2 separate regions of the Homo sapiens genome follow, and region 2 is linked to region 1. A link is a loop called in an ENCODE intact Hi-C map of the cell type or tissue named here. Cell type or tissue: A673. All regions are shown on one strand. Each heading gives the region's core, and the rest is flanking DNA. Links, peaks and the distances in the headings are about the cores only.

What was found. Peaks named below come from ENCODE experiments on the same cell type or tissue, not always from the same donor. Only the 100,000 strongest peaks of a DNase experiment are listed, where the experiment ranks them.
Region 2: a loop joins it to region 1, with 8 times the contacts of the local background. A loop is called at or near these places in 89 of 110 quality-filtered maps.

What each region holds. Positions count from the first base shown.
Region 1 is chr2:18,512,167-18,526,990 of GRCh38, forward strand. LOC105373454 (a long non-coding RNA gene) reads left to right here. Exons shown (of 8, transcript XR_001739302.1): 7 at 2,349-2,432; 8 at 9,176-14,824. Among named protein-coding and RNA genes, the nearest start is that of RDH14, 41 kb to the right of the region's middle. In A673, for the core only: a CTCF peak has its summit at 8,536 (motif pointing right); a DNase peak (open chromatin) is centred at 8,555.
Region 2 is chr2:19,856,206-19,871,029 of GRCh38, forward strand. LINC00954 (long intergenic non-protein coding RNA 954) reads left to right here and starts at 12,649. Exons shown (of 10, transcript NR_033875.1): 1 at 12,649-12,747; 2 at 13,291-13,408; 3 at 14,197-14,341. RefSeq lists enhancers at 6,012-6,512, 7,306-7,806, 12,361-12,410. In A673, for the core only: a CTCF peak has its summit at 7,356 (motif pointing left); a DNase peak (open chromatin) is centred at 7,346.

The DNA of each region.
Region 1 (14,824 bases), core at 7,096-9,595:
TAGGGATAATTTGTGGTGACAACTTCTCAGAGACTATTTTCTCAGTACCAAGGCAGATTTCTATGTGGCCCCTGCAGGAAAGGAGAGACACAGGTTTATTGTGGTGTATTAGGCAAAACAGATTTATTTTTGGTTGGATCCCAGCTTTACAGGCATATGTTGTTTAGCGGATTCTCCTCCTGGGAAAGCGTGGCCTTTGGTGTGTGGCTTCCACACTCTGTATTTTAATCTGATTTGCCCAATACTCTCAGGAAAATGTGGCCATGAGTGTCCCCTTACATCTCTGGTTTCCTGCCTTTACATAGATTTTGACCAGATAATTTCTTACTATATTATAAGCTCTTCTGTGTTTATTATATAAAAATATATTTTGGATAGCATTTCAGATATTTTCAGAAGGAGAACTTACTCAAAAAACCTAACCAGCCACACTACTTAAGCTGAAATTGTCTTCTTTCTTGACATCTTAGCTATGTTAGAGTAAGCTCAATATTGTGGCTCCAGTGACACGTGGGGTCTTGGAGGAAAGGATGGCTGTTTTACATAGATTTCAGGATTTCTAACAATCAGTATCAGAAAGAAGCTTATGTCATTCATTTGTGAGATAAGTTTTACTATTTATTATTATTATTATTTTTAGAGAGAGCCTCACTCTGTTGCCAGGCTGGAGTGCAGTGGTGTGATCTCAGCTCACTACAACCTCCGCCTCCTGGGTTCAAGCGATTCTCCTGCCTCAGCCTCCCGAGCAGCTGGGACTACAGGCGCACACCACCACGCCCAGCTAATTTTTGTATTTTTAGTAGAGACAGGGTTTCACCATGTTGGCCAGGATGGTCTCCATCTTTTGACCTCGTGATTGGCCCACCTTGGCCTCCCAAAGTGATGGGATTACATGCTTTATAATTTTTATGATAATAAAAACTACAAATTTATTTGTGAATTTATAAAATTAAATGAATGAGAAAATTATTAAACACCCAATCATTATTTTACTAGTGTTGTTTTGGTATTTTATAGACACATGTTTGAATATGTATGTGGGTTATATAAATACATATACACACATATGTGTATATAAATACACACATATATATACACAAATATGTTTATGATATTAGATTATATTAACTATGTGCCCTGCATCTATTTTTCTCCTGATATATACACATGATGCACTATTAATTGACTGTGACCATCAGTTGACCAATAATGCATTTTGTTAACTATAGTCACCATGCTGTACAATAGATCTGTAAACTTATTCTTCCTGTCTAACTGAAACTTGTACCCTCTGACCAATATCTCTGTTTTCCCAACCCACCCCTCCCCAGATTCTGCTAACCACCTTTCTACTCTCTACGTCTGTGAATTTGATTTTTTTTTTTTTTAGATTTCACATATAAGTGAGGTCATGTGGTATTTGTCTTTCTGTGTCTGATTGTTGTTCTATTTCAGATATTCAGAGGGCTCTTGATACATTCTGGCCTGTTAAAATGGATTCCACAACTAAATGACAATTATTTGTTATATGGGAATAATAATAAATGCCTCCTTCACACACAGATGTGAGGCTATAAAAATTAAATGCGACGAGCTAGATCAAATCCCAGGATCTGGTTCTTGCTAGGTACCAAAACCTGTGTCCCCATAGTATTGCTATTACTCCAATTTCTGTGAACGTAGCTATGCAATTGCAATCCAAAAAGTTCCAAGTGATAAGATTCCAGTGTCTAAATCACCTGCTTTTCCTGCCCCACCTTTTCCTACTCCTCCACCACCACCACCACCACCACCACCACCACTGGTCATTCTCATCCTCTCTAATCATTTACGCTATTAGTACAATTTTCTAAAGAATTAATTAGGAAATTATTTTACCTTAGCCTTAGCTTGAAGTTAAATAGCATTACTTGATTTATTTGGGATTCTTAATATGTAAAATATTGTATTGCAGAAGGCAAAGAATAATGGAGGAAACCAGACAAAAGGATTCTTTGTCCCAGCCCCACCACTAACCTGTGGGATGATTCTGGACCATTCTTCCCATCTTGTTCTGTGAACTGTGGGAAACTCATCACACTTGTCATTGTGGTTACTTGGGGTCGTTGTGAGAATCAGACTCGATCTTGAGAACGTGCTCTAAATGCACACAGACAGACAGGGTGTGCGTGTGTGAGGTGCAATCTACGGGAGCCAGAGTCTCAACTCCTGGGAACACATCTCCGGGCTGCATTTCCAGCTGCTTTTTCCTTCGTTTGGTGATTGTGAGCAGAGCCCTTGGGGTTTGAGAAGCTCTTAGCCCATGAGTGCAAAAAGATGAGAAATAATAATATTTTTTTTCTCCATAGGGAACTTCCAGCATCTATGAGGAAACAGAATTTCTTTTGATCACAGAAGAAAAGAGAAGAATATTAACCATGGAGTGTCCACCAGTGAGAGAGTTTCTGTGCATTAGTTCTTGGAGGGACAGGGAACCTTGGTGAGAGAGAACAGACTGGAAGTAACTGGGTGTGGTTTTCCTGCTGCCCCAGCCTGGGGCTCAGCACCAGATCTCCTATCTGGTGGCTGCACCATAAGTCCCAGTCTTCCCAGAGGTAAAGAAAGAACAGACAGTTCTAGACCCTATAAAACAAAGCAGATGTCAGGGTGCTTACAAAGTCCAGTGCCCACAGGGCCAGGCAGGTCAATGTGTGTGAGTATGGCACACTGAAAGCATATATTATACAAAAGGAGACTGCTCACACTCAGCTGCAACTCCTTGTTGCCATATCAAATAGTGAGAAAGTGTGTGCATGCGGGTGTGGTGTGTGCATGTGTGTGATACCTGTTGGGAGTTGCTGGCAGTGGGGCAATCAGGGCATGCGTGGGAGCAGGAGCAGAGGGAGCAGTGATAAATAACCCCCTGCCCTCAATTAGAGGTGACTGTCTGCACTGGATCCTTCCCAGGCCTGCTTCTGTCTAGACAGTGCCACCACAGTGCCACCAAGAGTTAACATCCTTCCCAGGCTTCACTGTGTCTCCCTCTGGGTGTTAGAGGGCAAATCTGTAGAAATAATAAGTTTCTCAGAGCCAAACGCATGCCTCTGTTTCAAAGGGACTCCCCAGGCCAACCCTGATGGGGCCAAGCAAAATACTTCCGAGCTGGGTGTGCTCTGTAGCTGCCAGTTTGAGTCTTCTCCTCTTAAGGAAAGGAAATCTGTTCAAAATCAGTTTCTAAGGCAATGCTTTACCCTTATTTCAAACAGTTTTTTTTTTTGCTTCCTTCTTTTCTTTCTTCTTCTTCTGAGAAAATAAGTTTTCCTTTCTTCTAATGTCTCCTAATCCTAAATCAGTAACTGTAGTCCCACTGAACTGGGTAGAAGAAACAGAAGCTTTTGCTCTTACAGTAAATGGGACAGGCTAATTTTTGGCATAGGCAGGAAAAGATGAAGCTGGCAATTATTTGTTCTGAGGAACTCAAGCTGTCAGTCTCTCACATACTTTGATACTTTAGAAATGATCACTAAACTCTTTTCAAATTTGCTTTTGGATCCTACACCCTGAAGTGATGGCTGCTGACAGCAGAGTTTAGAATCTTGGGACTACAGAGGATGCCTTTGTCTCTGTACCCTTGTCATTTCCTGGAAGAAGGGGAGTCATCCCCATGAGTCTCCTGCAGAGGTGGCCAGAGATAAACACTAGCCGAACACAACTGCACTGTCCCTGGCATTTGGGGCCTCTCAGAATGAGGTTTGTTGTCAACTGGGAGAGCCCTGGTACTCCATTCCCAGGATCAGCCATCAGGGTGCAGACATTGCAGGTCAAAACGTCGTCTCAGACTTTACCCTCCAACCATTGAGAAAACATCTCTGCTTAGTGCCAGAGATAGCCCCACCTAACTTGGTGGAAGTAGCAGTAACGAAGTATAAACACACCTCCTTCTCCCAGACGCTCAGGGCTCTGTTTACAGATTAAATCTCAGGATGTGTATATTCGACGTTCTTATTCCAGGATATTAATGGCAAAATGAACTTGTCTGGTGATGGCTCCGTCACATTAATGTCTGATGGACGGTTCGGATGTGAAAGGTGCATTAAGGCCTGCTGAGGGCCCTGCGTGTGCGAGTCAGGAATGTGACTGCAAGGCTGGAATGTGAGCTTGTTTAGAGTGAACCCAAATGGAGTCGATTTAACCCTGCAGGAGTCGAGTCATCTGAAATACCACAGCCCCAGAAGGCAGAGTCTTGATAAATAGAAGGAAATGTGCAAAATATTTATCTTGCGATTCTTAATCTGCCTAATGTAGTCTAGCGGCATTTCTAGGAAGCTTTGTGGGTTTTAACCATTATCTCAAAATTTATAGTTAGCTCAGAGGTCAACTGGAAACATGGCTCTGCAGGTTCCTAAAGTCTGTTTAAATCTCCCAGAGGTATCCGGGTTGTCTCCTGCCTGGAGAAATCTGGAGAGAATTCTTACAGAAGGTGATGGGTGTGTCTGGGCTATGGAGCATCTCTTGGATTTATTGAATATTTAGCAAGCATCTATAATGTGCCCATCACTGAGCTAGGCAGAGAAAGGGAGAAACACATATTTTGGTTCTGGAGCTTGTGTGTAGTCTGATTGGGAGGTGAGATAGACCCCAGGAAACAAGTATAGAACGAAATAGAGCAATTAAGCCCAAGGTCTTGGGGTATGGGACAAGACAGCCAGACATTGAAGGAACCACTAAGATTTATCAATGTTCTTTCTCCTCCATCACAGGGTGTGTTGGCAGCTTCAAAATATGAGCCTTGAATGACTCTAGTTGAGAACATAGTGAAAGCCATCGTATAACTTGCAAAAGCAAAAGTGTTTTGTGTCTCTTCACATGCCATGTTGAGCGTATGTGTGTTGGTATCCAGGGTGGCTGGGAAAAGAGAGTGAAAGTGGGTGGATTCCCTTCTCTCTTCCCCTCTGTCTCTTCTTCCATCTTTCATCCTTGCCTCACATCCTACCCACAGTCCTTTGTAGATGACAGAAGCCACAGAGCTGAGGAAGGAGGGACAGCTGGGGGTGCCACTATGATTTCTGCCACCTGATTCATCCTTAAACATCAAGAAGCTGACTTTCCTAGTGCCTTGGTGGAGGACATGGTAGCTCCTCCAGGTCCTACTGAGAATACTCCAAAGTCCAAAATTAACCAATCCTGATTCCTAAAACAGGTAAAAAAGAACAGTTCTGATGAAAAGGATTTGGGGTGTTTTCTTTTTCTTTTTCAACTTTGATTTTAGAATCAGGGGTACATGTGCAGGTTTATTACAAAGATTTGTTGTGTAATGCTGAGGTTTGGAGTATAATTGATCCTGTCACTCAGTACTGAGCACAGTACCCAACAGTTTGTTTCCACCCTCCCCACCCTGCTCCCCACTTTTGTATTCTCCAGTGTCTATTGTTCTTATCTTTATGTCCATGTGTGCCCAATGTTTAGCTTACATTTATAAGTGAGCATATGTGGTATTTGGTTTTTCTGTTTCTGCGTTAGTTTGCTTAGAATAATGGCTTCCAGCTGTGTCCATGTTGCTGCAAAGGAAATGATTTCATTCTTTTTTATGGCTGTGTAGTACTCCATGGTGTATATGGACCACATTGACTTAATTGAATCCACCATTGATGGGCACCTGGGTTGATTCCATGTCTGAAAAGATTTAAGTTTTAAAAAATTGTTATAAAAAGCCACCTTCTTTTTTTGAATCTTGCTTTATAACTAGTACAAAGCAAACATCAGATACCTGTGTATATTTATACAATTTTAGTCATTTTCAGAATATTTAACTGAATATAAAACTGTTTTTAAAAGAACATTTTATTTTCTAAAAGTTAGTCTTTTTGTATCATGGACATATAAAAAATAACAAACCTATTTCAGCTCTTTAAAAGCTCATTTCAATAAAAACAAAAAAGGAAGCGCCGGCTTCATGTTCATTTCAGTGGCCACTAATCCAGCCAACACATACTGAATGCCCCTGAGTGCCTAACACAGTGTTAGATACTAATGGCAAAGGGGTGAATCAGATGTGGTCCCTGCCCTTTGAAACTAACTTGCTTTTCAAGAGGCTGTAACTGAGGAACACTCTCTATGGGCAGCTCTTTGGTAGCACAGAGTTCCCCAGGAAGCACTATATAACATCTCCCATCCCTGCTCCATCATGACTCATACGAAAAACTTCTAGGCTGAATTCTGTCAGGAAAAAAAAAAAGAAAAGAAAAGGAAAATGATAAGTAAATACATTTGACAATAAATTTGAGATCATAAACCTTGGGATTCTTTTTATAATACCACGCACTTCAAAATCAGGCAGTATTTTTCATTTGACGTGGTTTTAAAGGTAGCTCAAAGAAAACACAGGATTAACCGTAAGTAGTGGGATAGTAAGCGTGAGCCAAGCTTCCAAATAAACACATCAGAGACTTGGGCTAAAAAAAGACAGAACACAAATAACCTCCTCTTGATGTGCCTACAGTTTCATTTAACTGTTCCCAGGTCATGAACTAATTTACCAAAAAGAGGTTAACTCCAGTGCAACCAAATGGCATTTCAGGAAGCAGGTTTTGTGCATATCGCCTGTGGAAGCCGGGCCACTTGAACCCCGCCTGTGAAATGCCTCTCGGATGAGCACTTTTTAAAACTCTTTAGTGTATTCTTTTTCAGTGAATGGGTAATGCGTTAGGACATTGGAGAATACAGGCCTTAAGAAACATGAGCTTGGCTTCTTCCCAAGTATTGATGTCTCCAAACCAAAGAATTAGCCTAAATAAATTTGTTTTGAGTGACTGTGTGACCTCGAACAGCCTACTTTCCCTTGGTCAGCTAGATGTGTTTCCTACAAACTGAAGAGCTTAGATGAGCTGCTCTTTCAAGTCCCTTCCAGGACACAGAGGCCCTTCCCAAGAACTCAACACAGGAAAGCTGGCCTCTGCCCCCAGAAGCTTCCAGGCGAAGGAGAACAGTCAAGGAGCCAAAGTCCTAGGTGCTCCGCTGGAGGGTGACTTCCACTCACACCAATCTTCCAAAACCTAGGGACTTGGGACCGAGCAGCGGCATTATATCATTTCCAGGCAAAGCCCAAGTTCTGTCTTCCGTACCCACGGTCTCTTTTCGCATTTTGCGCAACATCATTTGCTGCTTCATCTGACCTAACTCGGTGGGTTTCTTGATTTTAATGTGTGTAGAAATTACTTATTGGAGAATTTTATTAAACATGCACATTCTTAAGCCTGGCGTCCAGTGATCCTCTTTTGGGAGGCCTGGGCAAGGGCCACGACGTAGGCACGCTTCACAGGCACCCAAAAGGTTCCCACGCAGCAGTGACCCATGAAACATGCTTTGAGGAACACTCATCTGATGGTTCTGGAGTGGGGTTGGTCTCCCTCACAGACTCAGGCTCCTGGGAGCCAGGGACTCATTTGACATTGCAGTGAAACAGAGAACATGGAAAGGGACATGCCATGTAGTCAATCCAAATTGGATGAGTAAGTGAATCAATGAATGACTAAGGCACATGCAATAGGGAAGGTCATTGTCACCATGAACTGAAACTTTCCGGCAGTGTTGGAGAAGGTAAGGTGAGTGGGAGACGTGGTACAAGACAGGCTTCAAAGCTGGGTCTCTGATGGGTCACCAGAAACAGTAGGGTCCTTGTAAGGCAATGCTTCTTCTCTAGCAGACACATTTTTCCAGAGGGAGTCTGTCAGCCTCCATGATATTTTAAGCTGCATCCCTCAAAATGTCGTAAAGGAGGATTAAAGTATAAATGATTGTCAGTTCACTCCTGTCCTCCTGGTACTGCGCTGAGCATCTCAGGCTGTTTGGAAGACAGGGGCAGCAAGGGAGGGGAGGAGCAGGGGAGGGCCTTAAAATGTGACTGAACAGAGCCTGCAGAGAATGAGGAGCTCTGGTGTGTCTTGGGGGGCTAAAGCAGTTCACAGGCTGCTACTTTTTTTGTGACATAGCTTTTACGGGGGGAGAGCCAGAATATTAAGCTCATTGCTTCCAGATGGGAAGGTTGGACAAGACAGAGAGGCTTTGGCTCCGAAAGCTTGGACGCTGTGGTGCGATATGGATGTGACATATTGAAGTAATCGAGATAGAAGATCTGGCTTTAGCCAAGGCTGTCAGATAGATACTTTTTAAAACATTACATGGTTTGTAACAAGGTATTGTGTATCCTCACAGAAACTCTGCCGCCTAGGTCTCTGGGAAGGCAGTGGGGGGAAAAGTGTGCTTATTTTGCTTGAGTTACTAAAGCTCCTTTTATATATGAGGAATTTGGCATCTCCTGGCTGGGAACGGCTGAGCCAACAGTGTCCGATGCACTTGTAATGTAGATCATGCTAGTGACTTGCTAAGTGAGTCCAGGTGTTTGCATAAGAGGCAGGGTCCTAAGCACCTCCTTATTTGAGCCCCGAAGCAATCATGGCCCAGTGCTTCAAATGAGCCTCAAATCTGTTTAATAAATCATCCTTCTATTTATAGAGTTAATCCAGGGAGAAAGCCTCCGTGTTGTCTGGTGGGGCATGTGCCACCAGAGGGCGCCCGATGTCTGCCTCATTCCATCAGAGTGGCTCTTGCTATATCAGGGGTTTTGCCTCCCCTGCAAGCTCCTTTATCCAGTCCTTTCCTTCCTGAGCTTTCAGGCCCTGGATGGCATACCTATGGATCAAAGCCAGGTGGGGCAGGGAGAACCCCCAGACCCTTTCACGAGGGACCCTTTCTCCTCCAGTGTCTTCAGTGAGAACTTCCCTCTGGGCCAGCCTGCCCATGCACGCTGTGGAAAGGGAGAGAAGGCCCTGCCTCATTTGGAAATCCTGAGTTTGCAATGTGCTGGTTTACTTGCAATTCTCATGTTCAGAGAATGGGCCCCTTCCTTGGCTAACTTCACACCTGAGAACATGTCGGGGCATCCCTGCGGACCCAGTGTCTGCTTCACATTTCAAAGGCTGGGAACTGTTAAGCTTGTATTTTGATTAAAATTTTGTATTAGCGCCCCCCCCCTTCAATGTAATTTCAGGATATTTAATTTCAACCAATCATCTGAAGGAAAGTGGGGGGAGGAGGTATCTGATGTGAAACAGCACACGGGGAAAGCCAGCCAAGTTAGAAAATAGAGCAGCTCGGGGCTGTGTCGATGTGACAACTGAAGTCTCTTTTGTTCTCTCAGGCAGGGTCTGAAACCAAAGCCCCTCAAGGACAGGAGATCTACCTCTGGGCTTGGAATCAAGAGGACCAGTCGTTCCGGGAGGCCTCCCTGCTACCTTTGGGGCCTTTGGCAAGTCCCTGAAAGTTTCCAGGTTTCAGCCACCTATTTGGGCTCTGGGGAGAGGAATGCCTACCATTTGCCTCTGGCTCTGGGATTTTAAAAGGAAAAGCAGCAGAGTCTTTGGAAAAACCAATCTCTGAAGACCCAGGGTGAACATTAGTTACAACACCCTAGCTTCGAGGTGATGTAAACTTCAGGTACGGAGGTTACGCTCAGAGGAATAAAGGAGCATTCGTCAAACATGAGCTCCCCTCGATTGTGGTCTAGGGTGGAGACCAGTTATTCAAGTGTCTGTGGGCCCAGGCAGGTAATGAAAATGTAGTTATGGGGGAACGCCCGGCTCAGAACAGGCGTAGAGTAAATAGTTGTTGTTGACTGACTGAAGGAATAAAAGTGGGTCTGATATAAGACAATAGGGAATGGTACAAACCTTGTCAAACTGGAAGGTACATGACTTGAATTTGATGTTCAAACTATTGCTTTTTAAAACACTAGTTTAAACATCTTCTGGCCCTAGAGCTACCAATTTGTATCTCTGTATCCACTTTTATATATTTTAGGCCCATTTAAAAGACCAGGAAAGGAGGAAAATAAATCTAGCAGTATAGGACGTTCTTAATCTTGTCAGTTAACCCTAATTTTAACACCCCATCTCTGTTTGTCATTCTACTTAACCACTTTGGATTAAGCAAATTCAGTCACTTTGGAAATAGTACGTGTGGATGGTACCTTACAGGATGAAGGACCATAACAATATTCTCTAGCGCAGGCCTCTACCTCCACAGGGGGACAGACTGATGAGCCAGATCAACTCCTGCATCCTCTTCCTCAAGGAAAGCCCCCATCAATAAAACCACAAGGTTACAGTGGAGCCAGAGGGAGAGCTGGCCTGAGTTGAGACCTCCTCATGGAACTCATGGCTTCAGTTTCCTAAAATGGGGATTGTACTCCCCTAGCTCTCCTTGCTTCACAGAGCTGTTTGTGACAACTCATGAGTAATGTTATGTGAAAGGGCTTCACACACTGCAGTGTGCTGAATAAATGTAAAGAGTCCATGCTATCCAATTTGGAGACAGAAATTAGAGGACTCCTCCTCACACTAGTTAAGTACATCTCTTAAATTGCTTGGACTGTTGGCGTGGTTCTCGCCAGAGTTGAATATAATTCCTCTGTTGATGGGTCAGCCTTTATTTCCCCCAGTGCTGTTTCTTACTTGAGTTAATGAGTCCAAAGCTCATGTTTGCATGCTACCTCTGACCCTCACTAAGTGCTCACCTGCAGCTCTGCCCTGTCCTCAGAATGATGTGACCCTCAGGGCCAAACACTCCACAGGCTGCACTCTGCCACCTCCAAATCCCCACCAGTGGGTCCAATTCTCAGTCATCTGCTTGTTGTATTTCTGTTGTTTCTGTATTCATGTCAAGGATATTTGGCTGCAGAATTCCTGCAATATATTTTAGGTGAATGTGCAGCATGATCTTATTCTGGAGTCCAGGAGACTCCACCTAGGATTGCTCACAAGTAGGTCAAGTGGAGGGGGTGGCTAAGGCCAGTTTTTCTGCTTGCTATGCTGGTGCAGGCAGAGGCTTTAGAGTTATGTTTCCAATAAAAGGCATAGATTTTCACTGCCTGATGATCAAAGTCAAACTCCTAAGCCTGGAATTTGAGGCTCTCAAAATCTGGCAATATCATTTTTTCCTTCTTCTCTTCTAGTTTCTTCTGTGCACCACAGGCCTCATGCACCAGGGTGCACCCCCTTCCATGTACATATTCCACATTTTCACACATCAAGCATGCATATGTACAATTTATACATACAGTTTCCTCTGATTCTTTTTTGTCCTTAAATGTCTGCCTGCTATCATCATGACCATTTTTAGGGAGAAATGCTTACCCGTACCTCCTATTTCCACAGAGAGGAGAGGCAAAGTCGAGAGTTTCACCACTCTCTTTAGGAGGAGAAAAGATGGAGGAACATTCCCAGCCCCTGACTCCATCTTTGACTCGCTCTTCCTAGGAGAAGAGGAGTAACTGGGATCAGAACCTGAGCATACCCAGCTCAGCTCCACCATCCCTCCGTCTTCAGGGCTCCTCCTGCCTGCAGATCAAGGGCTTCTTGCCTGGCTCCCACTTACTTTCTCCCTGTGGTTGCCGTCTAGAGGCAGTCATGAAGCCCCGTGCTCAGGGCAAGTCCCTCCACGGGGGCAGGACTGGCATGAAGGAGTAATGCCCTCTGTAGTGGGAAGGGTGAGAACGTCTGCCTGGGACTGGCCCTGCCCTCATAAGGGTTTATACTGCAAAGGCAGGGGAAAGAGGCCTGTTCTCCAATCCAGAGTTACCAACTGATAGTTTGAGTTTCTTCCTTCTGGCCCTAGTGCCCATACTGAATTGACTCTGAATCCTCAGAGGAAGAGAGAAATTATTTATGTCCTAAAACCTCAACAGCTAAATGTCACATCTTCAAAGACGTTTCAGACCTTCCTTGTCAGGTGTGATCATTCCTTCTCTTTTTCCTCTTCGCGTGTTTCCTGTAGAACTCCAGTTGTGCTTCATTTGCTCATTCTTTAGTTCGACACATATTTACAGGTGAAGACCTGGGATTTCCTTGCATTTAGGATGTGACGAAAAATCACATTTTTTAAGTTGCGTTTTTTTCAGAAAATCCAAGTCTTCACATTAGTATGGTATAATTAGAACAGAATTGGACAGAAGGCTTGGATTTAGGTCTCAGATTGAGACCTGCAAGATACTGAGAGCTTCTGAGATTACAGGAATGCTGCTAGGTGCTTTTTGATACAGAATCTTGAAATTGTTGGTTTCCTACATTATTTTCTTTTTGGAATGAAGACCACTAAAACTCTAAGACAAAGTGAACAAATGATAGCAAAAATAACAGTAAGGAAACCATGATCAGCTCGGGGTCATGTCACCAATAGTTGGCTGGGTCAGGGGTCAGACCCAAGACTCTTGACTCTGAATCCTCTATTCATTCTTTCTGCCTTCTCTCACACTCTCTGTGACTCTTGCAGTCCCTCTGCAGAGATAAGAGTAACCCATGAAACAGATCTGTAGCAACATAAGGCAATAAATGATAAATGCCAAAATAATTCCTCCTGGCTATGAGTAAACTAAGGATTCCATGAAGGGCGAATCCCCATGGCCGTGGAGATTCATGGCAGCCTTCCTGGAAAAGGCAGGATTGAATTGAACCCTGGCAGGAGAATTCTTGGGTAGGGATAGAGGACTGGGAAGAACATTCTAGGCAGAGGATCTCATAGAAACAAAGGAGCACAGGCCAGATAGAGCAAGAGAAATCCAGGACACAATGAATTTACCAGCCTGGCCTGACCCAAGGTTGGTATCTGGATAAGGATAACATGGGAGGTAAGGCTAGAAAAGACGATTAGGTCTTTACTTGAGAGGATAGTGGTTTTCAATTTAGGAAGAACCACAGTCTCACCATTTTGAAAATGCCTATACCAGTCCCCAGACCTGCTGAATCAGACAGGATTTGGGGGAATGAGTTGGAACAATTATTATTTTTCAGTCCTCTATATGTGATTCTAATGCTCAGTGAAGGCCGAAAATCACCAAGAAAGGAAGAAAGCCCATCAAGCATACACAGAGCCCTATATTTCCATCCAGTCGTCCTAGGGTTCCTCTCTGGCTTTCCATCTGTAACACTGAGTTGGGGCAAACTACTCTCTATACCCCATTTTTCTAATTTTTAAGATTGAAACAATAATAAGACTGCCTACCGCCCTCAAAAGCTCATCAGGATGAAAAAGCAAAGTGTTGTATTTGAAAATCCCAGACAGATGTGGCATAGGTAGCTGTGAGTTGATTCTTTGACTAGGGAGGTGCTGAAGGCTGCTGATAAAAGTATTGGGGCCGGAAGGGCACCCAGAGGGATGGATGAAGCACCGAGAGATTGGAGGGTACTGGGTAGCAGCTAAGGCAATGATTCAGGTGTGAGCTGACACAGCCCAGCCATGGTGAGGCCTTGAGGATAAGTGTGTGGCCACAGGCCAAAAAGATTCAGATTCTCTGTGGGGAACAGCAAGGCACTATCCACACCTAAAAATAAAACTGGCCTGTCTCAACCCTGGATTGGATACCTCAAATTGCTGAAGGGCAGCAGGACCAAATTCTAATTTTAAGAAAGTCTGCTCTTTGAATGCAGACTCAGAAACAGCTTTGCTGGGGAAAAATGTCAAATGGTTTGCCAGGATATTGACAGTGTTCCCAAAGACAGGAATAGAAGTACTGAAAAAGGGAATGTCAAGACAGGAGTTCCTGGGGTCTCTAACTCCGGAATCTTCCAGCAGGAGAAGGAAAGGCAAGGAACCAAAACCCAGCAAGTTAAAAAATAATAATAATAACAATAGTAATAATAAGACCAAGCTGCAAATCTACGCTCCTGACACTCCCATCTTGCTCCCACCTGGGCCCCTGGAGCGATTCCCTGTGACCCTTAAAGAGCTACCACCCCTTGGGGTGGTGTCAGGGACTCCTGCTCCCCTTCCTCCTCCTCTGGCAGCTACAGGCGCCATTATCTCATGAACTTTCCCCATATCCCTTGGAGATAAGTATTTCCTTATGGTAGTGATTGTTATTCTCATTTCACAGCTGGAGAGGTGGAGACAGAAGGATAGTCCTGAGAAGAGGGAGACATTTTCTTCCTTTCCTCTGGACTCTGTCATATTCAAATCATAAAACAGAAAGCACAGGAAAGGTCTCTGAGCATTGTTAAACTCAAGGTAGCAGGGATCAGCACTAAGGGAAGGAAAGGTTATTGTGGGTTTGGTGTGTTGTAAAATTTATGTTCAAATTTTTTGGGGGGAGATGGTGGATAGTCAATTTCTTTTTATTTTCATACGCCCATTAAAAAAAAGGTGGAATTTCAGAAATAATCTAATGCAAGCTTCATTTTGCATGTAAGGAAATTGAGGCCCAAAGTGAGAACTTGTTAAACAGGCTGTGACGGGGATGCTGAAGCCCCCTGCTCCTAGTGGCATTTAGGCCATGCTGTCTGCCACCCTTCAACCTGCTTCACATGCTCTGGGGACTGAGACTCCAGGCAAAGGCACATCCAAGGGTGATGCTGCCTTGGGTTATCGTGAGAGTCTGGCTAGAGGCCGGACTTCTCTGCAAAGTTTGAGAAACGTATTGAAATTATCAAGACTTGGAAGGCAGCCGTCATTTGCACCGAGCTTTCACCGCCTTACCGAGTTCCTAGACTTTAACTATTCAGGGTTTAGCCAGCCCATTGTATTAGTCTCATCAGAAGCCCTGCAATCTTAGGCCTGTCCCCTAGGCCCAGGGTGAGGTTTCTGGGAGGTATGGGAGCAATCCTGGCCCCACAGACCCCCAACAACTGCCCTAGGGGAGAGAGGATTGTGGGAAACCTCCCTGGCCCCTGCGCTGGGAGGGCACAGGCTGGGGGAGTTGGATGCTGCTCTCAGGATGTCTTTAGGTAGGAAGACGGGCCATCCACAGAGAACTATGGCCTACGAGAGCTTCTGTGGAGGTCAGTGCAAGACAGTCCCT
Region 2 (14,824 bases), core at 6,048-8,547, 1.3 Mb after region 1:
CTCCCAGCCATGAGCATTCTAACTGTGATGGTGCACAAACAACCGTGCTGAACACAGTGAGAAATCATAGAACATGCTGTCGGCCAAAAAAGCATGTTTTTGACAGTGCCCAGTTAGGAGCCAAAATCCTAGATGGCAGCAACACTGAAGCCTAAGGGCCAAAGGCCAGGCTCCAAACTTCCCAGAACTGTTACAGCCCCACCAGCCTCCTGACCTCACTCAGGGTGAGACCCCCATCGTGGGGGAGGTGGAACACCCTAAAACCCAAATGGGTCCCTAGAATCCTCTGAATGCCATGGTGAAGGGTGGTACATTTAAATAAGTTTTTCCTGGCATAGTCAAACACAGTTTAGATCAATTACCTCATTTTTCAACAATGAAAAGATTAAACAGTTGTTAAGGGTTATGAAATGATTTAATATGTTATTAAGCAGAGATGTAAACTATCAAAGTAGAAATTTCCAGAGAGAGACTTAAATATCAATTATATGTGCATCCAATTTGTAGGCAGCTCTTCCCCACACCCCTCCCAGAAGCCCACACCAAGGCCCCTCTGAAGGCAGCTTTGAAAATCCAATTCTGTACTGGTTTCATGAGAATTTTTCATGGCCAGGGGAACCAGGTTCAGAGTGTTCACAACACTTTTTTTCCCCTTGAAATGGAGAACAAAATCAAATTTTAGAGAGATTTTGTGGATATGTATTCCTGCTGAATGATGGGAAAGGATCATTAAGTACCTTATTTGAAACCAGAGTAGGACTCTAACTTTTGAACTTTCACTGGTTTTTACTCATTCACTGCTGGCAACATTTCAAAGGGTAATTTTTTTTTTTTCAAATTACTGTTAAAGGAAAATGAGAAAACAATTCTTTTCTTCATCTGTCTCTTCCCCTCGCAATAACTTTTCAAAATATTGGTTCTTCAGGCTCACTTTACTCCCCAAACAATTTTGCCTAAAAACCTGCAGCCCCTGATATTGACATCTTCTCAATTTGCATAGCACCCGTTTACATAATCAATCAAACAGAGTAAAGCACGCATCCTGTCTGAGTTCACCTCTTGGCCCCTGGACAGGATCCGACAATACAGGCCCCATCACAAGGACAACTCAATAACCCATTTTATCGACTCCAACCGCAAAAGGGAAGTTAAGGTGGACCCCGCTGCGTGGGGAGCTCCAGGTCAGCTTTCATAGAACACAGATGTGCCCCCACTTCCCTGTTCACTCCAACCAGAGGAAATAATGTAAGAACAACATCAGGAAGATAGACTCAGCAACATTCCCATGCAGTAAAACAAGGCTCCCTGCCCCTGCAGGCCTCCAGACCCCATCTCCTTCCATCAGACCCCAGAAGAACAAGTCGGGGAGGGGAGGCGATACTGCCCGGCTCCTGATGAAAGTCTGGGAGCATCAGCTTAAAGAACATTTGGAAAAATGCTTTGCAGAGTAAATATCTCCCAACTTCAAACTACTGCTGCCCAGTGTCCAGGAAACCAGAAAGCCCATATCATGGCATGGTTGGATCACAATTATTAAAAACTGCACACTCCATGCCTTTGACGGGGTAGCCAGAGTCCCCAAATTAACAGCAAATCCAAACAACCCAAGCATGGATTGGCATCTTCAGAACAGCGCTGGAGTCTCTCGTGCCACGTAACACACTGCAATTCCCCACTGGCGGGAGGAGCGTGCCTCCTGTGTCCTCTGCCGCACCGGGACAGCAGCCACCACCACAACACTAGCAGCTTCCAGAGTCCCAGGGCCACACGCGACAGGTGAAGCAAGCCTCTCTGTGAGGATGGCCCTTTGCTCTGCTCAAGGAAGGAAGCGGTGCCTGAGCAGGGAACCTTCCCCATCAGCTGTGCATGCAAGGACTGTCCTCAAGACCCGCTTGTCAGAGCAGTGACTCATCCCCGAGTCTCCAAGAGTGAGGCCGATGGGGCTGGCAGAGGAGTGGCCCTGCGATTTCAAAGTTTCGCCTCCTCTGACCCTCCTTCTCACACTAGGTTCGGCTACAGATGAGGGAGCTCAAAGTTCTGTTCCTTCCGATGTGTGGCTAGTAGGGAGGGTCTCAGAAGGGGCTTGAGGCTTTCCTTATCTATCCCAGCAACCAGCACCTGTGGGGCCCCTGGCTCCAAAGGCTGGGCATGGATGTAGGTGAGGAGGGACATTGTTCTGGAAGGAATGGAGGCATGCAGCTCAATCAACCTCATCCAGAGCAACTTTGCCAGAGGCAAGGTGGATTCTTACCACTGTAAGAGCTCCTCTCCGGTCTCGGTCTCGGGAGAGTTGAGTCTCTGAGCTGTTTATGTAGCAGAAAGACACTTAACCACAGGCAGGGCACACGGGAGACCTGAGAGCATCCTCTGAAAGCCATTGTCTGGAAATGCAGGCTCTGTCCTCCAGAAACGTGCCCTGCACACTCTTCAGAAATGTGGGCAAAGCTCCCTGAGGAAGGCAGCCTCAGGGCTTCGTTGGCTGAGAGCAAACACTAAGTCAACTTGATCTAAGTTGTTCTCCTCCAAGCTTCAGTTTCTGCCATCTGAAAATCTTGTTTGGAGTTTGAAACAGGGCAGAAGCGGAGACACGGGGATCCCAGTGGAGGCACGAGATGGACCAAGGGCTCTGCACTTGCGGAGAGGCCCTGGCCAGGTGCGCCCAGCCCTCACCCCTAAACCTACCTGGTGTGAGCCACCAACAGATCCTCAGGAGGGAAGCTGGTAGCCCCGTCAGGCCGCCCAGGCCAGGATTCCTGAGAGGCAGCAGCCAGAGCTATCTCTAGAAGTGGCGCTTCCTGTCTATCCCTCCATACACAGGGCAGCAGACAAAGCTGAGCCCTCTGCTGAAATGAACTGAGCCAAATGCTGATCTTTATTTGGGGGGCATCTTGTAAAAATATTAGATCCAATTGATGCTCTGCTCATGAACAAGCTACAAAGGTGACCTTGGAGGGACTTTTCTCCCACAGGCCAGGAGCAGCGACAGCAGCGGCTCTCACCTTCACCACCTGGCTGCGCTGCATGCAGGAGGGGCCCAACAACCCACGTGAAGGAAAAGGAGGTAGGAGAGCCACTGGATCCTGAGCCCCGCCGGAATCCGTGGCCCATGGCGCCACTGGGAAAGATCCAAGGACCACACGCCCAGTGTCCAGCAAGCCTCAGCTCCTCCAGTGGGCATTTCCAGAATCCCCAAGGCTGCCCGAGAGCCCCTTCACTTCTGCTGTTAATACACAGATGTCATGAAATGCTGGGTGACCTCTAAGGAAGGGATCCGTGCACCCACACTGCAGACGCAGGGGAGCGGCCACAATGGTAACAAGTGGGTGGGCAGGACTGTAGCCCATTTCTCCTGCCTCGGCCAGTGTTCTTTCTCACACTAACCACAAGTGTGCATGCACACGCACATACACATAGGCACACATGCTCACACGCATAAGTACATGCTCACATGCACACACACACACAGGCTCTCTGTGAGCAACAGGTCCACGCACTCCCTGGTAACCGGTTACCCGCAGCTGCAGGCTTCTAGAAGAACAACCACTCCCTGGGATTTTCCTGGGAGGGGAGACGTAAGATCGAGGTTTGGATCCCCACACTCACCACACTCACCACACTCAGATCGCCTTGTTGCCGTGTAACCGCAGTCCTCTGACCCTTGATGACTCTCAAAACCGTTCTTGTCATATAATACATGAACTATGCATAAACAATTCTGGGTTATGATGTGTTTCCTAAAACTAAGAGAACTTCAGCCATAACACTGACATTTTGTTTCTGGAAATTAAACCCTGGGAACAGTGAAAATAAAGTCCCTCAATTTATGAATTGTATTTCCGTACATACTTCAATTCCCAGTGCTTGCGGTGAAAGAGAAACACGATTGTGTTTCTGATGGCGTAGCCACTAAGACCAGAGGGCCTGCCCCTCCTAGGTTCTCCACTTCATACCAGGAAGCCAGGCTCTCCAAATAAGGTCCTCACTAACAACCTGGGTGACCTAATACTTCAGGAAATGACGAGAATAAACCCAAGCAAGATGGATTTGCCCATTGCTCTTGGGAAACAGTCACCTCCGCCTCTGCCCTGTTCCTGGCAGGAAGGGGCAAATGCCTGGGAGATGCTGAGACAAGTTTGCCAAGGCCTTGGCAGAGTCCCCAGGCTGGCATCTCAGTATGAACCTTGCCAGTCCTGGGACTTCTGCAGGCAGAAAATGTGCACCCCCAATGCCCAGCAAACTGTGGGCCCTGCAGATGTGTGCTGGGCTATGAACAAGGGTTTGGGGGAGGTTGAATGATTATAATTGCCAAGTGAGGCGAAGATGGATCGGATTCTGGTGCAGAGAGGAAGGTTGAGAGAAATGGAGGAAGGTGAAACCAACAAGAAGTGTCCGGACACGCTAGCAGGATTTCAGCATACAGAGCTAACAAGATGCGGGGGTGAGATACACATACAAGCTGGAGAGAATGGGGGCATGGGCAAAGGTGGGGGGCCAGAGAGGCTTGGAGTAGAGAGGGAAGAGTGGGAAGTTCAGTCAGATGCAAGCCCTGGAGATGAGCAAGGGAGTTGAGAGGTGCGGACGTGGCCCCTAACATGAGTACATGTCAGGTGTGTTATTTCCCTGCATTGACTGCCCTCCTTCTCCTTCCTCCAGGACAAACCCTCCATCCCCACTGGCCCTGCTCAAACTCCGCCTCCTCCAGGAAGCTTTCCCTGAACTGCTCAACCGGCAATGAACTTCTTCCTCCCTTCTCTAATTTCTATAGCACACCTCAGCCATCAGTTCAGGGCCACCACAAGGTGTGCACAGGCATCTCACAAGTTTGCAGAAATGCCTTCGTAGACTGTGTTCTTCTGGAAGAAAGATCACTTTGTACACATGTACCTCCCTGCAGTGTGGCTTAACCCAGGTCCAGGCACACCAAGACTTCAGGAGGGGCCCACAAACTCAGAGGGAGGCTGGCATGGGAGCAGGACAAACCATCCAGCCCCACACCCACCCCAGCCCCTATCCATGACTCCACCAACCAGGACTCTGCCTGCCTTCCCAGCCCTTGGCACAGGAACCCCAGCTTCTAGCACCTTCTCCAAGGCTCCTGCACCCTGCCTGGAAGGCAGCCCCTCGCCCCCAACCTCCTCCCAGAACTCTTCAGTTCCCCACACCACCAGCCTTCCACAGCTGAAGGCCATAGCTCATTAAAGCCAGACGTGTAGTGCCCCGTGCCACATTTCCTGGGCCTCAGCACTTCCACAGAGCCCCACTGCCAGGAGGCCACATATTCAGCCCCAGGGGCAACCTGTCTGGTCAGGGAGGCTAAAAGCAGCCCTATCACAGCGAATGAGCAAGCCCACTCTTACAAAACCAGAGTGGAGCCATGGGGGCATGGGGAGAAGAGGCAGGGAGTGCTGGGCAGGGCTCCCATCTTGGTCCTTCCTACTGAGGAGGGAAGTGGGAAAGTGGGCTCAGGCTACCACTGTCAGTGGGGATGGTGGGGGTGGCCTCCAAAGAGGACACCTGCCTGTGCAGAAGCCAGAGCCAGTCCTGGGCCCCTGAGTCAGCAGCAGAGACACAGAAAGAAAACATGCTAACTTGTTAACTGAGTGACTTGTAATGGGGACAAACATTCACATTACAAAATAATCTCCATTTGGCAAAAGGGCCTCTTTAGGAATTAACAAACTCCTCTTTGAACATGTAAGTGTCCTAGAAGAGCTAAGTGAGGCTGTTCCCTGGAATCACACTACCCAGGTGTTAGTCACTCACCCCTTAGTGTGAATCAGCTTGATCAGGCTGTTTTCCTGCTGCCTTCTGCTAGAATTCAACTTTCTGAAAAAATAGATCTGTTTGGGAAGTGATGCAGGCTGGGTCATTTTGGAACACAGAGCACAATACGAGTCTTGGAAGCAGTGGGGAGAGAAAGAGGAGTTGTTCAGCCAGAGGGCCAAGTAAGGAGACAAAGGAAAGCTGGGGGTCACAGTGGGAGGCTCAGGAGGGCAGAGTCCAGGGGCGGGAGCAGCCCCCCAGGCGTGGGCACTGGATTTGCTTGCTGGGGCTGCCGCAACAATGCCACACAGACGGAGCAGCTTAAACAGCAGACGTGCACGGCCTCTTGCCTCCTGCCGTGTCCAGTCTCCCCGCTTTCCAAGGACACCTGTCACGTTGGATTAGGGGCCCACCTGACTTCACTATGACTTTGCCTTAACTAACTACATCTTCAACCACTGTATTTCCTTATTTGAAATTCTTTATTTCCTTATTTCATCACATTCTGAGGTACTGGGGTTTAGAACATCAACATGCGAATTTGGGGGTATCATGACTTAGCCTGTGATCAGCACCTTTTCTGGGGTGAAACTGAGGCAGAGGAGACCTCAGCCCCAACCAGCCGAGTAACCCTGAGCAAGCCATTGTCCTGTGTGACCTCAGGTGACTCACCTGTGGCACGGATGGCCCGGGGATGGTGGCTGATGGTCTCTTCCACCTGCCTCCCAGCACATTCAGATGGTCCAGTGAGGACCTCCTGCATCTGCGAGGTGCAAGCCCCCTGGGCAGTGGCTTTTCCACGGCTGTCAGCAACGCTCACGTGACTAGACATCAGAGGCTCTTCCATCCCTGCTCGATAAGGCACGGGGCCTTGTTACCAGCACTCCCAAGCCCCAGGGAGTGAGCTAGGGCACAAAAGTAATAACGGACACCAAGAGGTCTGGAGACTCCTTAAACAGGTGAGCCTCCAAGACTACACAGCCAAGACCTCTACTGTATTAAGTCTGTTTTCACACAGCTATAAAGAACTGCCCGAGACTGGGTAATTTGTAAGTAAAATAGATTTAATTGACTCACAGTTGCCGCATGGCTGGGAGGCCTCAGGAAACTTACAATCATGGTGGAAGGCGAAAGGGAAGCAGGCACACCTCACATGGTCGCAGGTGAGAGGGAGAGAGGGGGGAACTGCCAAACACTTTTAAACCATCAGATCTCGTGAGAACTCACTATCACGAGAACAAACAGCAGGGGGGAACCGCCCCCCTGATCCAATCACTTCCCACCAGGTCCGTCCCCTGACACATAGGGATTACAATTCAACACGAGATTTGGGTGGGGACACAGAGCCAAACCATACCATCCACAGAAAAGCATGCTCTTACACAGTCGGGATACATCCTGCTGTTGTCTGCAAACAGCTTGCGTTTACAGGGAGCAACAGCACCATCTCTGGCTGAGTCAGGCCCATCTGCCTTCAGAACAGAGCCTGGCCAAGGGGCCACCTCCCCGCGCGGGACAGGCCAGCACACAGTAGGCGCTCAAGGAGCCGGGGACAGAGGCGAGGGCGGCCCACTCGTGGAGCGAGGGCGACACCCAGTGGCCATGTGGAAAATGACCTGCTCGAGCCCAAAGGCGGGTGGCAGCAGCGTCTGATCCGCCAGCCTCAGGCCAGGAGGCGGTGGCCGAGTCCGATTTGAGTCCCATGTCCTCTGGACTGCAAGTTGAGACTCCCGGTCCCAGGAGGGACAGCAAGGCCTTCTCCACCTTCACAGGCCATCTGACTACCTGCGCAGCTGTTTAAAGAGCAAACCGCGCATGAGTTAGGCCGCTTGGCCCTCCCATTCAGACCCCTCAGGCCGCCTGTGGACAGCCTGGCTCACCCTCTAAGAGCCTTCCTGCCCGCCCTGGGAACACACACCGCAGGGTCCAGGGACTGGCGTCAGGAGCAGAGCGAACTCAGCGCCACCTGGGCTCCAGGCCAGGCTCTGCTCCAGGACTGGCCCCTCCCCGATTCCCATCCCTGAAGCCAGGGCCACTGGGGTTATAGTGAACCGCTTCTGAGGACACGTGCAGCTAAGGGTGAGCAACTTGTTTTTTGTTTGTTTGTGTTTTGTGTGTGTGTGGTTTTGTTTTGTTTTGTTTTTTGAGATGGAGTCTCACTCTGTCGCCCACACTGGAGTGCAATGGCGCGATCTCGGCTCACTGCAGCCTCTGCCTCCCAGATTCCAGCGATTCTCCTGCCTCAGCCTCCCGAGTAGCTGGGATTACAAGTACCTACCACCACACCAAGCTAATTTTTGTATTTTTAGTAGAGATGGGGTTTCATCATGTTGGCCAGACTGGTCACAAACTCCTGGCCTCAAGTGATCCGCCCGCCTGGGGCCTCCCAAAGTGCTGGGATTACAGGCGTGAGCCACCCCACCCTGGGTAAGCCATTTGTCTTCAAGACCCCAAGCCTTGATATCAGACAGCTGGGTTCAAATCCGATCTCTGCCCCGCCCAGCTCTGCAGCCTCGGGAAATTCTCTATGGGGCCTTTCCTCTCTTGGGTTACCACGGAGATTCGATGATGGCAGGTGCTTAAAGCTCCCCACGTGGTACCTTTCCCGTAACAGGTGCTCAGTGGTCGCGGGCTCTTCTTTAGCTTTGTCTGCATATCAGCACGACAGAAAACAGCTGCACCGTATCTCAGGCAGCCCCAGGTATGTGGAACTAAGTGATCAAAATCAGAGACATCTGCCTCTGCTGTTCTGCAAAGCCTCTGCCCTTCCTCTCACACAGACCTGATCACACCCCCACACCAAAACATACACGTGCAAGCTGCCCAGGGCCCCTTGCTGACTGCCTCAGGGTCAAGTTCACACCGATCCCCCCACCACCAGCACAATTATCCAGCCTGGAACCCCAAGTATCCATCCTAGAAGCTGCTGTCCCCTGTTGCCCTCATCCCCACCCCTCCAGCCGCCTAGAGAAGACTGGGAAAGCCCAGAGAAGAGCAGGGCAGGCCCCTCTACTTGTTCCCTTACTCAGGCAGGTCCAAGGCAGGGCCCTGGAGCCCAGGGACAGAGGACAGGGAGGGTCCTAGGCCCACCCAGCTCAGAAGCTCAGTGGAGAGGAAGGAAGGGCTCAAGAAGCTAGAAGGATGCGGTTGTTACTACCTTCGACAGAACCAACAAACCAAGCTCAGAGCCAATTCTTAGGCAGAGTGTGTCAAGTAAATCTTACTTTCAAGCCCTGGGAAGATGTACCCTCATGCTAGCGGTGGGGGTGGGCATTCCTGTTGTACTAGGGGCTGTGACCCCTCCCAAGACCCAGCCTTACAGTATGGCTGCAGAACTACCCCTCCCACTAAGTGTCCTCATCCTCCCTCAGCCACAGCCTGAGATGAGCCTGCAGGGCCTTTCCACTCAGTGACTTTAGATAAGCAGAAACAGAGGCCTGGAGAGTTTAGGGGAATTGCCCAAAACCACAGAGCGAGTAAGTGGTAGAAGCAGGTGAAATTGTTTAACATTATTTTATTTGACCCAGTATATCTAAAATATTATCATCTTGACACAATATGAAAATGTTAGAGGTACTTTACATTCTTTTATTTATACTAACTCTTAAAAATCTGGTATATATTTAACACTTAACAGCCCATCTCAGTTTGGGTGCTAAATTTTCATTGAAAATACTTGATCTGTATTTAGATTTCATAAACTTTGCAGTGGCAGATTCACATACTTTAAATGTGAATTTGTTGTTCCAAACAAAGTGTTCACATGAAGTGTGAGTTCATTTCACCCACTCCACTGCCGTACTTTAAAATTTTTTAGTAACTGAATTGTTGGCTTTGGGTTTGTTGTTGTTGTTGTTGTTTTTGGAGATAGGGTCTTGCTCTGTCACCCAGGCTGGAGTGCAGTGGTGAGATCATAGCTCACTGCAGCCTTGACTTCCCAGGCTCAAGCAATCCTCCCACCTCAGCTTCCTGAGTAGCTGGGACCACAGGCATGCACCACCATCCCCAGCTTTTTTTTTTTTTTTTTCTATTTTTTTGTAGACATGAGGTCTCACGATGTTGTCCAGGTTGGTCTTGAACTCCTGGGCTCAAGTGATCCTCCCACCTGGGCCTTCCAAAATGCTGAGATTGTAGGCGTGAGCCACTGTGCCCAGCCAGTATTTTTTATTTTAAATGAATTCAAATGAGAAATTCAGTTCCTCAGTAACACTGGTGACACTTCAAGTGTTCAGTAGTTGCATATGCTAGTGTCTATCAGTGGACAAGCTAGCACTAGATCTTTTTGCAGAATCCTTAAATGAGACCATACCCAGCTATACAGCACTTAGAAATCCATGTCTTGGCCGGGCACAGTGGCTCACACCTGTAATTCCAGCACTTTGAGAGGCAGAGGTGGGTGGATCACCTGAGATTAGGAGTTCAAGACCACCCTGGCCAACACAGTGAAACCCCGACTCTACTATAAATACAAAAATCAGCCGGGCATGGTGGTGCCCACCTGTAATCCCAGCTACTCAGGAGGCTGAGGCAGGAGAATCACTGGAACCTGGGAGGCTGAGGCTGCAGTGAGCCAAGATTGCGCCACTGCACTCCAGCCTTGGCAACAGAGTGAGACTGTGTCTCAAAAAAGAAAAGAAATCCCTGTCTTTTCTTGTCCTGTCCAAGTACTCAGTTTCTACAGGCTTCATGTTATAGGGCGGTGTGTCCCAAATCCCTCTAGCTGATTTAGGGGTATGAGTAACAGTTAAAGCATCAAGAGAAGTAGCCACCAAATAGAAATGAAAGTATGGTGCCATTTCTGCTCATGTAGCCACTACCCCTAAAGAGGCAACACTTGTAAAGCATCCATGGAGTAAAACAAGTCTGCACATCTCAACAACTCAAGGGCACTAAGCAAAGACCATGGAGCTGCAGCAACAGGATGCTATTCAGACTGTTAGGAGGCCCACACATAACTCATTTGAGAGCACAAGGTTAATAAGTGGCAGAGCCAGAACTAGAGCCTAGGTCCTTGCACTCACGGTCTGAGCTCATCAGTGTGTGAGCTCACTTCACCCACTCCATTCCTACAGCTACAGAGTTCCCCGTGGAAGTCTCAGTTGCACACCAGAGAGGCATCTGGGGGAAAATGTTCCACCTGGTCTCATGGCCTAGGAGACAAAGAACCCTGGGTTAGGATCTCAACTCTGGACTTAGTAATGACCCTGAATAAGCCTGGGCCCTCATGTCCTTCCCACCTGCAAAATGGAGGCTGTATCCCTGTTCTAGGCCCTCTGCAACAAAGCATCACAAACTTGGTGACTTCAAACGACAGAAATTTATTCTCTCCCAGTTCCGGAGGCCAGAAATCTGACACCAACTTGTGGAAAGGGCCTCCAAAGCCTCGAGGAATCTTTCCTGGCCTCTTCCAGCTTCTGGTGAATGCAGGTGTTCCTTGGCTTGCGGCAGCAGAACTCCAGTCTCTGCTTCTGTCTTCACATCACTGCTGTCCACTCTTCTATCCCAAGTCTCCTTCTGCCTTTCTCTTAAAAGAACACTTACATTGGATTTAGGATCCACCCAGATGATCCAGGATGAACTCTTCTTCTCAGACTCCCAATTACTTCTGCAAAGGCTATGTTTCCAAATAAGGTCACATTCACAGGTTCTAAAGGTTAGGTAATGAACATATCTTTGTGGCAGAATTGGGGTGGAGGGGAGCGGAGGGAGGCTCACGGTTCAACCCATGGTAAGGAGTTTGGACCACGTGAATTCCAGGTCTCACTCAGCTCTGAAAACATACAAAAATGGCAAAGGGCAACTATCTCTACCACATAAAGAATACATCCAAGTGCCTCAGGTCAACATCAACATCCCAAGAAGTAAATGGACAGTTCACACATACAATTAGAAGATGCTCTAATTAGCAAGCAGACACACGTGGGAGTTTTGCCTTTCTAACGTCAGAGAGATGCAAACTAAAAAATTTGTTTAATCTCAGAAAACTAAAACCAAATGCTGGCAAGGATGTGATGGAACTGAGACTTAAACATGGATCTGCCATTTATTCCCTGGGACTGGCTCAGGGTAGGCACTTATTGATTTGACTTGCCGATGGATGGTTAATTGGCAAAACTCTTTGGGGGGAAACTGTGGCAACATATTCCAAGAACCTTGAAAATAAAGATGGCTATTGGCTGAAAATTCCTCATCTGTACTGAGAATTTATCCTAAGGAAATCATCCTTGTGAACAAATATTTGTCTCAGCATTATTTATAACATCTAAATAGTGCAAACAACCTAAGCCTTCAAGAGAATGGGAACAATTCTGCACAGAAGTTCCGCAGCCGTGAAAGTGATGTTAAAACCGGGAGAACAGATAAGGCTAGTTGAATAAATCGGGACCACTGAGGAGGAGGCAGGGGAGGTTTAGGGGTGCCAGCAATACTTCGCTGTGGGTGATCAAGAACATGATGTGATTGCTGTAGAATCACTTCCTTAAACTGTGCATTTGTATTATGTATTTTTTATGCTTAAAACACATTTTAAGAAAAACCGAAGATTTTATTTTTTCTTTTTAACAGCTGAATCCAAGAATCCTAGGACACTCTTAATTTGTCCCAGAAGTGTGAAGTCCACCTAGGGCATAGCCGTGAAGGGCTCCCAGAACTGTACGGGGAATTTTGAGGCTGGGGTACCGCAGTGAAGTGCAGCTCACCCGGGCGGAGCGCACCTGACCTGGCTTCCACACCTGGTGGAGCGCCTGGGAGGCCTCGCGGATAAAGCCCCGGGCAGCGCGTGACCCGCCCCAGCCCAGTAGTGGAGTCCCCGCCGCGGGCCCCTTGCTTGCAGGGTAGGTGTGGCCCGGTCGTCCCACTCTCCGCCCCCTCCTGCTCCTCCTCGCCGTGCCCAACCCGCCCGCTTCTCCTGCCTAGGCTCTTCTTTCTGCTCCTGTCGCCATGGCCCCGGCCTCGGCGCTCAAGCGACCCTCTCGCTCCGCCCAGGTCAGTGAAGGATGGGATGCAAGTGCCCGCCAAGCCCCCCGTTTCCCACGTGGAGTTCCCACAGGGCAGCAGGGAGGGGCCGCGCCTTCTCTAACTGACCCGAACCGACCCGGGCTTCACAGGCTTCGTGGAGAGCAGCTGCCCCGCCGGCATCTTCCGGATGAGGCTCTCTAGACAACAAAGCCTTCTACGCGGAAGTTACTGGTGACAGGGGAAGGACTCATGGGTTTTTGCAGCCCGGTGTCCCCAAAACAACCTCCTGACCCCCAGCCCACCCAGGTTCCCTGCTAGCCCGCCCAACCCAGAAAGACTGGCCTGCCTGGGGTCCAGCAAGGATACAGAATCGCGCAGCTGCCCCCCACAGCCTGCCGCCCAGCATCGGTTCTCCCACCCATCTGCCTGTCCCCACCCGCTATGAGACGCCCTGGGTCTGCTTCCCTGGGACCAGCCCTCAGCGTTGCCTTAAGTGATTCTGGTGCCAGGGACTCTGAGGACCCCCAGGCTCCTCCAGGCTGGCAGGTGACCATACTCCTTCCACTGCAGACCCCTGGATGCCCAGCTGCCGCACCTCCCGTGGCCCCACGCTGTGGCTACGTGTTGTCTGAAGACGCCTGGGGAAACCTTCAGGGCCTCTGTACTGGCCTGTCATGTGGTCAACCAGGTGAGCAAGCTTCTGAGATGCCCTTGTTCAATTGCCCAGGAAACAGGTGTCCAAGATTCATATGGAAGAAATCTGGCCCTGCCCTCAGCACTGAGGACATTTGGGGAATCCAGCATCCCCTCCTGGATGCAGATCGCTTCCGCCTGGCACAGGCTGTCTTCACAGCTGCAGAGTCCTCTTGTGTCTAAGAACAGAGACCACAGTTCCATCTTTGCCTTGCCAGGATTGACCTCTAATGAATAGATCACCTTTGTAAGGTGGACCAAAAAAAAAAAAAAAAAGAGCATTTCCAGGTGGCTGTAACTGACAGCTGGGAACTGCCAGAGTGTGGCAGGAGGCCCAAAGCTGTAGGAGTTTAGAGGAAGCCGCATGCAGGCACCTTGCGCTCAGATGAGGCATGGGGTAGAACTGCAGATGAGAGCAATCAGAAGGAGACTCGTGGGATAGCAGGGTTTAACCTGGCTACGATGTCAGCAAGGTGGACGGGGAGACTGGGGCCCCAGCTATGCCTGGATTTAGGGGTTCAAAGGTATAGGGAGCTAGCAGGAGCACTTCAACAGAACAGAGGTGAGATTAGTGTCAGATCACTAAATCCTAAGTCTCTTCTGTGCATCTCTACCTGCTCTATTTCATCATGCTCCCTTCCCTGCACACCTCCAGCCGTCTGTCTACTAACAAGAGACCCGTACCTCAGTCCCACTGAGCCAGGTGGGACTGGGCCAAACCTCCCTATTTGATTCTTGCCTCATCTTCCCTGGGACTTCGGTGCTTTCTTGCCCTTCTTCCAGGATAATAGATGGTTTTCCCTCAGTGTGAACATCGAGGTGTCTGGGTTCATGGAAGCTGGTGAAGAAACCACCTACAACTATACCATGTCCTGTCCCTATTTCACATGGGCCTCGAGGAAGATTCTCTGAAGGGAACTACATGGAGGTGAGCACAGGTAACCCCAGCCAGAATGCTGGGTCTCCTGGGGCCGAAACTACCTCCTTCGTTCTATGAAGTGAGGCCACACTTGATATTTTCATGGAACCAAGTCCCTTAGTACTTAAGCCTTATCAGCCATGAAATAGACCCTTTTCGGGAAACAAGATTTGATTAAGTTGAAAGGAAATCAGAATGTCAGCGATCTCTGCACTCCTATGGTCATTGCAGCACTATTCACAATGATATAGAATCCACCTAAGTCCCTCTCAGTCCCTCAGTTGGATGAATGGATAAAATGTGAAATAGATTAGATACACACACACACACACACACACACACACAGGAATACCATTCAGCCACTTTTAAAAAATGAAATCCTGTCCCTTGCAGCAACGTGGATGAACCTGGAGGTCATTATGTTAAGTGAAACAAGCCGGGCACGGAAAGACAAATACCACGTGACCCCACTCATTTGTGGAATCTGAAAAA